Linked DNA regions of Mus musculus: region 1 is linked to region 2. Evidence: chromatin contacts called from ENCODE Hi-C data. All regions are on one chromosome and are shown on one strand. The core of a region is the stretch at or near the end of the contact, and the rest is flanking DNA. Distances in the headings are between cores, read along the strand shown.

What was found. Hi-C counts contacts between places; a loop is a spot of excess contacts on that map.
Region 1: a loop to region 2 is called in a map of T-helper 1 cell, with 32 times the contacts of the local background. The contact joins the promoter of Olfr1107 here to the promoter of Med19 in region 2. A Hi-C loop is called at or near these places in 4 of 37 maps with a recorded cell type or tissue (T-helper 1 cell, T-helper 17 cell and regulatory T cell).

The regions. Positions count from the first base shown.
Region 1 is chr2:87,070,166-87,076,662 of GRCm38, reverse strand. Olfr1107 (olfactory receptor 1107) reads left to right here and starts at 4,440. Exons shown (of 1, transcript NM_146844.2): 1 at 4,440-5,548. The coding sequence starts at 4,531. The coding sequence ends at 5,469.
Region 2 is chr2:84,673,958-84,679,714 of GRCm38, reverse strand. Med19 (mediator complex subunit 19) reads right to left here and starts at 1,313. Exons shown (of 5, transcript NM_025885.3): 1 at 1,054-1,313. The coding sequence starts at 1,270. It overlaps Tmx2 (thioredoxin-related transmembrane protein 2), which reads left to right and starts at 887. Exons shown (of 9, transcript NM_025868.4): 1 at 887-1,072; 2 at 1,541-1,864; 3 at 3,558-3,618; 4 at 3,857-3,970; 5 at 4,234-4,310. The coding sequence starts at 1,676.

The DNA of each region.
Region 1 (6,497 bases), core at 3,191-5,690, 2.4 Mb before region 2:
CTAAAATATGCTTCTGCTTCTCTATAATGTTCGCTTATGAGAATTAAATTACAAAGAAATTGCAACCCTCTGAAACTCTTATGATTTTATATAGACAACATGTCTCAAGAGCTAGCATTATATATATTAGACAATGTTGACAAAAATCATTATGTGATGTCAAAATAAGAATGTAAATTTTGTATCAGTACAGAAATTTTGAAGAAATAGTAATGAACTTATGCTATTTAATTAGACCATCTTAACAGCATTCCAGTGGCTTACCTAAGACTGCAACATTCTATTTCTTTTTTTCTCAACTACTGTCATTACATAACAGAAACATATTTAGTCTTACCTTGGCCAAGAACAGTTAATATAATCATAATGTAAATTTGTATATATTATGTAAATAATACTCTGTACATAAGATGTGGGAAGTTGAAAGATAAAAATCCTACAGATTAGAAAATAATATTTTAAATTCTTGACTGTGATGTTTCAATTACACAACAGGGATGAACTTCTGCAATGTGTTTATTAAGCATTATATCTAGATGCTTTGACTTAGTGAAAAAAAATCACAGAACTCTTTAAAGTACTATTTGTGAAGTACACCATTTCACTTTTGCATTCATCCAAGAAGAGGTATCCACAGAACATTCAAAAGAAGGCCTGGTAACTTTCTGATTATTTTCACACTTGTGAAACAAGAAAAGTTCTAATGATTCAGCCGTGGACAATTGAGACTTACATGCTCAGAGGGTGCCACTGATTCTTTCCCCAGTAGAATAGCAACTACCTTCAGCCAACTTATTCCAAATAATAAGTCCTCAAAGATTTGTGAAATTCAGATTTTCTACCTCAGATGCATTCTTATTTTAAGGTTTGTTAAGTTGTTAGTAACAAACTTCTAAATTTCCTTTTAAAGATTTTGATATTTTCTATTATTTCATGAACATTGCAGAAGTTCATCCCTGTTGTGTAATTGAAACATCACAGTCAAGAATTTAAAATATTATTTTCTAATCTGTAGGATTTTTATCTTTCAACTTCCCACATCTTATGTACAGAGTATTATTTACATAATATATAAAAATTTACATTATGATTATATTAACTGTTCTTGGCCAAGGTAAGACTAAATATGTTTCTGTTATTTATTTCTACATCCATCCTGTACATTAAAGATATTACACTAATTTAAAAAAATAAAATTTTAAGAATTGAAATATGTATAGAATTCATGATTCTTTATTAGTTCAGTAAATAAATTAATTTAATTTAAGAAAGTACTAATACTTTTAAACGTTTTGAAACTATTTTTCATTAAAAATTCCAATGAAATATTTTAAGAATTATTTTCTATTTTTCTCCATTTGTTTTCCATCCTAGTACATGTTCACAGTTTGGATTTTAAGAAAGCTTAGACAACTTGTCACAGCAGTTCTATTGTTCACTGTGGTGTGCTGATATCAAGGTAACATATCTATCTTGTAGTTCCGTTTCATTCATGTTTTGCTACTAAGGCTAACTATAGCAGTTAAATGCAGAATTTATATAAATGGAAAGTTTTATATTCAATAAATATTACATGATATTTTTCTTTACTTCTCTATTAATTTTCAATTACAATACAATATCTTGTTTTTTCATGTGTAAAACATGGTCAATACTTTATAAAAGTTTTAAAAATACCTCTCCTAATAATATCATTTAATGTGATATGTTTGTTTATGAAAATAACTCTGTTCTTGTGTATGAACATAATAAAATTTTGGTAATCATCAGCTCATCTGATAAGGATTTGTAGGGTTCCATTTTTAACTGTTATGGTAAAACATTTAAGGTTGTAGGACTACTCTTATTGTATTCTTGTTTCTGGATGAACATGCATTAGGGATGTTGTACTGTAATCATATAATGACTCTGAAAGAATGTCATATTCATTTAAATAGGTTGATTTGTGATGATACATCAGACACACTATATAAAGGATGCAAAATAAACTTTGAACATAACTCCTTTAGGAGTAAAAATTTTTGAGGACCGAATACTCAGTCATTGGTATTGTAAATGAGCTTTAAATTTCTATCAGGAGGTCATGGGTTTGAAAGAGAGCAAAGATGAAGACCTAAGTTTGGAAGGAGAAAAGGAAATGAAAAAATGATTGAATTACATTTTAATGTCAATAGCTTTATGATTTCTGTCACTTTTACTTTTTACTAGGATAGAGTGATGTCTGATACACTGTTCTTCCAAAGGCCTGTGATCTGGAACATAGACAGGGACTAAGGTGACTAGGTTTCAGTGGAATGGCTTGAGCTTATAGAGTGATCATTTCTATGGTGATGAATCAATATCCATCAATATGAAAGAGTATGCCAAGCTTACTACATATTCCCTGGAAAATGTGAGCTTCCAATATGTTCTTGAAGTCTCAGGTGCCTCACAGGCTTTTTCAAATTTACAAAATATTATTTGAATGTTAAAAAGATTGCTAATTGAGCTTAATGAGATACATACATATCTCATAAAAAAACAAACAAATTCATATACCATGAAGTTCAATACAGCTGTTAATTAGAGCAGTAATATAAAATAACATGATTTTATTATGCAAAAACATTTGAGGAAGGAGTTTAATCATAAAATCCTAAAATACAACTATTGAAAATAGAAATGTTCTTTGGTAACCATTGTATTGATCAAATGTTTCCCCCATCTCACTGAGAGCTTTCAAACACATTTCAGTGGCCACAAACAAAATGGTAAACCCTCTGCATTTTCTCTTGTTATTCTTTTCACTTAACATTTAGAAACCCCTATCCAGGGCTTTATTTGGGGTTTTGAACTTACTGTATTTTCTTCTTTGGATAGTTTTTTTTTTTTTAAACACACCTACATATCTCATACTGGATCTTATATAAAGTCATTCATTGGACATTTTGCATTTGACCGACTGATTGATAGTTCCTATTGATGTTTAAATCTCAATCTAATGATACATACATACTACTTCATATGTAGAACCAATGAATTGACCTGTGAATCAGAGGAAGAACATGAGAGGCAAAATTAACTTGGATTATGAATGTTGGAATTGTACATAATCAAATGTTCTTTCAATATGAGTAAGGAAGAAGAATCAGTGATGAAAGGCAAATCCAATTTATTATTCTCTTAGAAGAAAAGGCTTATTACCACAGTGAGTTTGATTTAGAGGCTCAAAAGGAGGGTACTTGGCTACTAAATGTATCTATCTTTTAGAACTCCTCCTAGGAGTATGACTTCATAGCTATGTAGATTCCACCTATGAAATTAGATACTGTTATGCTTCTGATGTCCAATCTAGAAGTGAATGAATCTTTGTTACTTTCAGTCACCAATTTTTCAGCAAATGATGTAGTAACATCAATTAACCAGAAATTGATTCCATTAATATTATAGCACTCACTAATTCCTCTTGTTCTTTGTCCAACTTTAATTTTATATGCTAGTTATTCTGTGACTTATCAAGGTGTTTATATTTGTAACAGTACATTAGCAGCTTAAAGTCATGATGCTGATGATAAATGTGTTCCGTTATTTCAAAAGAATCATATAGCCATGTAATAATAAGTGCTAGACATTTATCGATTGTGTTAGAAAATATATGCATACTGATATTTACCTTAACTAAATTTGAATTGGAAAACTGTATCATTTCAGAAGAAATTAGGTGAAGTTCTACCTTAACTTTTTGAAAGAAAACTGTATAGACAGTTGTAGGTTTTGCTGTTTCACAATATGTTTCTTTTTATAATCTATGCTATAGATTATTTCATTAAATTTAATACTGAAATTTACATTACAGCAATGCAAAAACTTGAATGAAAGGCAAGAAGTGTTATGTAAAATAATACTCATAATACTTGATCATTCTGAAAACAAGGAACATATGAAAATAATGATCTATTTTTTTTTTGTCTTGATTAAGGCTCTAACTATAAGACGGTATTGCGAAAATGTGTCACAGAACCAGAAAGAATGTGCAAACATATTTTAGGTAACGTATTGTGAAAATTGGGTATGGGGGCATGGTATTGAAGTGAGTAGGTTTAGATTAACTGGAATTGAAATATATTGAAAAACTTATTCCCAGGATGTTTGAAGATTCTTTGTCAAGATATTATGGCAAGCTTATATCCCACCTATGTAGAAGGCTGAAAAATAATAGAGAATAAGAGAGTTTTAGTTCAAACACTCTGTACTCAAATCTTAATTCTACCAATGAAGATCTTTGTGTCATAAAAGAGTTTTTCTTATCCTTTCCTATTCTGAGTTAATTGACAATGGAATAAACAAGTGTTCATTGCAATTATTTGAGTCTCATTGTATAGCTCTTGTAGCACACTATGGGCTACTGCTGAGGTTTCTCTATTTCATCTACCACAGCACAATCTCAGTGTCTCATATAATGATGACTCTCAGATCCTGGAAGAAATATTTTTAGGTATTTATTTTTTATTTACATCTCATGATAACAAGGAGCTGTAGACTATTGAAAATATGAGAGTTTGGAATCATACAGGGGTCAAGGAATTCATGCTCCTTGGCTTAACAGAAAACCCTAATTGTCAGGTTCCTCTCTTTTTGCTTTTCAGTATAGTGTATCTCATCATACTTGTGGGTAATTGGGGGATGATTATCTTGATCTGGCTGAATGCCCACCTTCATACACCAATGTACTTCTTCCTTAGTAACCTCTCTTTCTGTGACATCTGCTACTCTACTGTCATTGCTCCTAAAATGCTCATCGATTTTCTCTCAGAACACAAGTCTAGCACATTCTTTGGCTGTGTTCTTCAGAGTTTCTTTTTTGCAGTATACATAACTACAGAAGGTATTCTTCTGTCTATGATGGCTTATGACCGTTATGTGGCAATCGCAAACCCCTTAATGTATACAGTTATTATGACCCACAGAATCTGCAGTCAGATGGTTCTTGCATGTTACTTGGGTGGCCTCATTAATTCCCTGACTCACACAATAGGTTTACTCAGACTGGACTTTTGTGGTCCCAACATAGTGAATCACTTCTTCTGTGACATCCCTCCTCTTTTGAAGCTTGCGTGCTCTGATGCACACAACAATGAGATGCTGCTTTTGGTCTTCTCTGGAGTGATTGCTATTTTCACTTTCATCATTGTCATGGTGTCCTATATCCATATTATCATTGCCATCCTGAGAATCCGCTCAGCTGAGGGAAGGCGCAAAGCCTTCTCCACTTGTGCTTCACACCTGACAGCTGTGATATTATTTTATGGTTCTGTGACATTTAGTTATATCCAGCCCAGCTCTCAGTACTCCATGGAACAGGAAAAAGTCTCTGCTGTGTTTTACACCTTAGTCATTCCCATGCTAAATCCTCTAATTTACAGTCTGAGGAACAAAGATGTGAAAGAAGCAGCCAAGAAGTTCATTGGTAGGGAGAGGAGAACCTCTTGAATATGTCACTTCTCTGACTTAGAAAGCTTGGTGTGAATCTTCAAAGTAGTATTTTTAAAATTTATTTATCTTTTATAAAAGGCAGGATGTACATTAGACCAAAATAATTTAGTCATTTTTATTAATTAAATACTGTATTTTTTGAGAGAAAACTTATCATGTCTCTAATTACATAGTTCTCATGGATTCTTTTACATGGCTCTACAAAGCCTTCATAAAAGAAGAAATTATTGTGTCCAATTCTGTATATAATCTTGTATGTAACTTGTAAATGGCTACAAAAATGTAGCTTGTGACTTAAAGCTTTAAATAAACTAACTGATATGGAATACCTGTTTCTCTGACATAGAAACTTAACTAAGGAGTTGCAAATAATAGTAGTAGATAAGTAAGGAATGAAAAGAATTCTTCAGCATAATATAACGAGGAAGACTGGTCGTTAAGTGGGGCTTTAGGTAAAACTGAACACATGCCTGATGCTGTTTAATTAACCAAGAATATGAGACTAGATAGCTTAAGGGCTTAGTGTGAAAAACATATATGTCTGATCTACTACAGAAAGATACCAAAAATACTTCTTAATGACATTTTGCTATACTTATTGATAAGCTATGTGTTTATCCATTATTCAGAGAAACTTCTTCCTGCAGTAGATGGGAACAAATAAAGAAACCAATCGTTAGATAATATGCAGAGGGGGAGACATATTTGAATACTCAGCCCTAAATTGGATTTCTAAATCAAAACGCTCTCATCAGGTATCAGTGTAACCTGTTGAAGAAGAAGTAGAAAAAGTGGAAGACAGAGGGGTTGGAGGATATAAAAAAACAAGCTCCTCTAAATCAACATGAGAAACATATGACCTCACAGAGTCTGAGGTTGCATACACAGAGCCTGTGGAAGTCTGTACTAGATGGTGTCCTATAGTTAAAAAAAAAGTGTAGACATATGCTTCCATCCCTATACCAGAAGGTATCTCCAATTAGTTTTCTCCAAGAGAGAAATAAACTCCCTGGGGAAAAATAATT
Region 2 (5,757 bases), core at 64-2,563:
GTTTTAGCTCTTCAAATTTTTTCTTTCCATGCCTTCCTAGTCTCAGACTACTGTACCCTTTGTACAGGACACTCACAATTCCTCTCTCTGTGTATATTTAGTTCTTTATTTCTGTAGGCTTTACCTTTAACATGTATCCTGTATTCATTTGCTTCCCGACCACTAAGCCCTGGTCCAAACCATTCCTTTTCTGAACACTGACTGGCAACTTCTGATTATCCTATTTTCATTTTTCATGTTTCTGCTGGATATCTAAAAATCACTAAATTAGATCATTTTGCACCTATATTGAAATGACTTCAATTTGAACTTTAAACAACCTACCTTGCCTTATAAAAGCCTCTACCTATTTCCCATCACTACTGGATTTTTTCCGCTTTCCTGAGTCCAATGTGTCTTCTGCCCCTCAGATATTCTAAGCCCCGCCCCCCAAGGTCTCCTGATTTAGTTTCTTGTACCTAGTATCTCCTCTCTATCCAAACAGGGATGGCTTTGTTTATTCTTGAATGCTACCTACTCAGAAATGATTCTGTGAACGCGACGCCTTTTGCAAGGCAGGCAAGAGTTCTACCACTGAGCCACGCCCCCCACCACCACAATTTCCCCGAATAATTTTATGAAAGTAAGAATTGATTCAATTCTAATCCTTTCTTTGAACAGGTTAATCTCCGAGTCCCTGACAAGGAAGGCAACTTGCTACAAACCAACAAGTTTGTGACAGACTTTAAACTAAAATCTTAAGTGTCTCCAGAAATGTTAAATCGGGTCTCCCGAGTTCTAAACAACGGCTCACGTTTTTATAGAGTCACAAACGGCAGTCAGAGAACCCGGATCACAGAACTTCTCGCTGAAGGTTGTCCCAGATATTCACACCCAACCCAAACCCACCCCAGAAAATCAAGTTATCCCTTAGGGTTGTGAATCGCCAAAGGGCTTCTGACACTGTTGCCCACTGGCCCCGCGTAGCCCTGTTATCTCACACCTAGCGGGACAGGCTAGCCACACCCTCACCTGAACTACAATCTGAGTGGCTACTCTTGGCCTACTACTCACCTGGCAATTCCCGCATCAGGTAGAAGGGGCCACTTCCAGCCGTCGACTTATCCGCTCCTGCGGGGGCCGAGGTTGCCGTCGAGGGCGGGGCTGCGCCTGGACCACCTCCCGGAGGAGGAGGGGGTGGCGGGGGTGGCTTTCCAGGCCCAAAGCCTAGGGCGCTTGGTGGCGGTGGGGGGTCAGTCTGAGCTCCAAACAGTGCCGTGAAGTTCTCCATAGCACTCTGCGCTCCTGGTTACCCGGGATCGGGCGTTAATTACTTTGATTGGACAGTACTTTCACAGGGTACCACCCTCTTCGTCTAAGAGTGTCCCATCATTGGATACATTAAGCCCCGCCTACCATCTTCCGGCAACTTACTTCCGTCGCCTGAGAGACTGGTTAGGAAGGTGGTTCGCAGACTAATAGCCAATAAAATGACTCAGTTAGAAAAGCGACAACGATGAGGACCAATAGACTATTTAATTCATTTTCTGATCTATTATAGCATCCAATAAGAGATCTACATCCGGGTCTGGAGGCGTTGCATCTGATATTTGGTCCAATAGAAGCCTTGCTGGTGGGGGCGGAGGACGAAGATTTGGGGAGCGGGAGTGAGCCTGCGAGAGAGTAGGCAGGAAAGATGGCTGTCCTTGCGCCTCTGATTGCTTTGGTGTACTCGGTGCCGCGGCTTTCTCGATGGCTGGCCCGACCTTATTGCCTTCTGTCTGCTCTGCTTTCCATTGCTTTCCTCCTCGTGAGGAAACTGCCACCGATTTGCAATGGTCTCCCCACGCAACGCGAAGATGGCAACCCGTGTGACTTTGACTGGGTGAGCGCCCCCTGCCTTACCAGCTCTCGACCTTGACCATCCCTGCCCTGCAGGTGCATGTGAAAATCTGGGAGCAGGTTTCGGGATGTAGCCGCCTTACAGACTGAGTGCAGAGCCTAGGCCGTTATCTAGTCATAACCTCCGTGTTTAAGATGGAGAAACAGATTACAGGGTTTCCATCACAGATGAACAGTATTCTACAGTGATTCCAAGCTACCTGGGGCGCCAGTGAAGAAAAGGCCAATAGTAGAAATACCATTAAATTTTTTTTGTTTAATTTTTAACGAAGTGATCACAGTGTAGTTAGGCGATTTCCCAAGGAAACGCAGCGTTCAGAAAGTGCTGTCTAACCTTATTCAATTCTCTGATAGACTGGCAGACGAAGGTCGCTGACTCAACAAAATAAATGACTTGGATGGAAAATCGAATACTCTGGGCATAGTAACTATGCACACTATCTTCCTGCGGTGGGATAGAAAAACAGGGAAGATTACAAAAATATGAGGTGTGGGGAGGGAGGCCCCTCAACCATCTAAGAAGCAGTATGTAAGAACAATTAACATTTGCCGTAAAGGTTGTGGACATAGAGCTAATAAATACCTATACAGGTATTTATGCTAAAATAGCAATGACCAGGACTTAAGGCCTAAAGGTATTGATATAACCTTGGGCAGGCCTCACATGTTCTGGGACTCTCAAATAAGATTAACTTTGTTTACATTAAAGATACAGTACTGTTGCCAGGCTTTGTGTTGTACCCTTTTGATCCCAGCTCTCTGGAGACAGAGGCAGGTGGACTTCTTTAAGATTGATGTAAGCCTGGTCTATATAGGATTTCTAGATCCATCAGGACTACATAGTTAGACACTAACTCAAAATGAAAGAGCACAACAGATACTCTACTTATCTCAATCCCTGTACTCTAGAGTCTTTCTTTATAAATTGCAATTCAGCCAGGTACCTCTTAAGAATTGCTCTATGATTTCATTAGGCCCTCTTACGATAATAGCTTCAAATCCCACCAATATGGTATAGATGACTATGGTAAAGAAAATGAAGTGCTTATGTTTTTCAGTCTTTCTGAACTCTTTCTCCCTTAACTCACATACTTAAGACTTGAGTGCCAGCTTGACCTATGAAAAACAAAACATCATAGCCTCAGCTATATATCAAGATCCTTTCTCATAATCAAATGACAAAAAAGAAGGCCTGCACTTGAGAGGCTGAGGTGGGAGGAGCACTGAGAGTTTGAAAGAAGAACTGACTTCTGCATGTTGTCCTCTATCTTCCCCATGTATGCTGTAGCACATGCATGAGGGTGTACACACACACACACACACACACACAAACTGTCAAAGAAAGAAAACCAGTGGGGCGTGGTTATCCACCCCAATAATCCTACTGTACAGACTAAAGCAGGAGAAGTTGCCTGGGCAAGATAGTGAGACCAAGTCTCAAGGACAGAAGGAGGGATGGAGGAAAAAAAAGAGAAAACCCAAAGGCCATGGATTTGTTGAACGATACCAGCCATTTGCCAAGGGTAACCCCTTTGACTTGTTGGTACCACTACCCCCCAACCTGCTCCACTTGTGTCTCTGTCTTACTGACTCAAGCTGGGTCTCGTTTTACATTTCATAGTTTGCCCCCTGTCCCGTCAGCCCGGCTCACTGCTTTGTTGTTGTATATCTTCCAGAGAGAAGTGGAGATCCTGATGTTCCTCAGTGCCATTGTGATGATGAAGAACCGCAGATCCAGTAAGTTTTGCTGCTGTGGACTGGCTGGGGGTTGGGACTCATGCCCTGCTGAGGCTCCTTTGTAGTGTTATAGGAGGAACGGTGTATTTAGTAAACTCGATCCACATTTCATGCCGGGGGAGTTTCACCTTGGGCTTCTAGATCCTCTCCCTCCTGTTCCCACTTCAAAGAAGCCCAGGAAGAGGGCCAAAGAGTGGGAGCTTCAGCCCAGCCTGACTGTGCTCTCTCTGTGTTCCAGTCACTGTGGAGCAACATGTAGGCAACATCTTTATGTTTAGTAAAGTGGCCAACGCCATCCTTTTCTTCCGACTGGATATTCGAATGGGTCTGCTATACCTCACACTCTGCATAGGTGAGAAAATGGCTTTTATTATGCTAAGGTTCTACAATGTAATCATTTGAAATAGTAAAGTTCTTTGATAAAGGTTTGATTTTTGAGGACCAGATTCCGATCCTTATCTTGCACCTAATGAACTGTATGTGTAGCTCAGGTGGTGTTGACTTAGACAGGGTTTTAAGAGGAATATGTGCACGTATGTGTTCTTCAATGACTGAAATTGCAAATAAATCTGTAACAGGCCTTGTTATCTTTTAACATTTTCTCTCTGTGTTCAGTGTTCCTGATGACCTGCAAGCCCCCGCTGTACATGGGTCCTGAGTATATCAAGTACTTCAATGATAAAACCATTGATGTGAGTATTCTACTTTCTGTTTCTTGGTTCCTGCTTTGTGTTCTTTATTCATAAAGACAGTGCCTCAGGGTAGAAGTAAATCGCTGGGGTTGGTGATGGGTGATTGTTATCCTCATACTTGGGAGGCGGAGGAAGGATTACTGGGTAGGGTTGGTCTGGTGCCGCCTGTATTCAAACACTAAATTCTATACCCCAAGATAAGGTGGCTCCAGACTAGTGGATCCGCATGTACCAGCCTTTGTTGTATAAACCTTGCTTCCCAATTTAAACTAGCGGTTAAGTAAAATTAGCGACAGCCAATAAGGCGGGAGGTGGGGAGGGGATCGAGTTTGAGTTACCAGATTTGGGGGTCACAGGTAGGGACCACGAGGAGAAGGAGCACGTAGAAGGCAAAGAGGGAGAGGACAGGAGGTCTCTCTGAGTTATGACCAGCCCTGCCTAGGACACCAGACTGCTGGAGCAGAAAAAGCTCAGAGAATCAGCAAACAGCAAGTATTTGGGGAGCATAATTGGGGCAGTAGCCAAACTAGCATGAGAGATTTAGATTGGGGTATCCCCCAGTGATTGTGCAGAACCTGATAAATATCATATTATTTATGTCTCATTTTTTGAAGCCAGATGGACATAAGTTTAATTGTATTATTCTACATTGCTGCAAGGTTTTTTTGTTTCTTTGTTTTGTATGTTTATTTTGTTTTTTTTTGAGATAGGGTTTCTCTGGGTAGTCCTGGCTATCCTGGAACTTCCTCCATAGACCAAGCTGACCTCAAATCAGAGATCCTTTTGCCTCTGCCTACCAAATGCTGGAGTTAAAGGCCTGCCTAGTGGGTTGGTGCAGGTTTGAGGAAGTGTAGGCTACACAGTGAGTTCTAGAGCAGTTCCAGCTCTGTAGGAAACCTCTGTCTCAGGAAAGACTGCCAGGCCGGTGAGATGGGCTTCATCAAGTAAGGATGTTTGCTGCACAAGCCCTGACAGCCTGAAACTTGGTGGCTGGAACCCAGGTAGAAGTACAGTTTGAGAATCAGCTGCACAGGTTTGTCCTCTGGCCTCCTTAAGTGCACCGTGGTGCGCATACATACGCGCGCGCACACACACAAATAATAATTAAAAAATAAACTGAAAAAAAAGTCCTTGCTGCTAAGCCTCAATCTTCAGGCTAGAAGGAGAAAACTGACTGAAGCGGGCAGTGGCACACATGCCTACACTCACACAATAAATACAATCAATTCTCTTTTTTTTTTAGTTATTAAAAAAAAAAGAAAGAAAGAAAAAAAGATTGCTGGGTGGTGGTGGCGCACGCCTTTAATCCCAGCACTCACTCGCAAGGCAGAGGCAGGCAGATTTCTGAGTTCAAGGACATCCTGGTCTACAGAGTGAGTTCCAGGACAGCCAGAGCTACACAGAGAAACCCTGTCTCGAAAAACCAAATAAATACATAAACAAACAA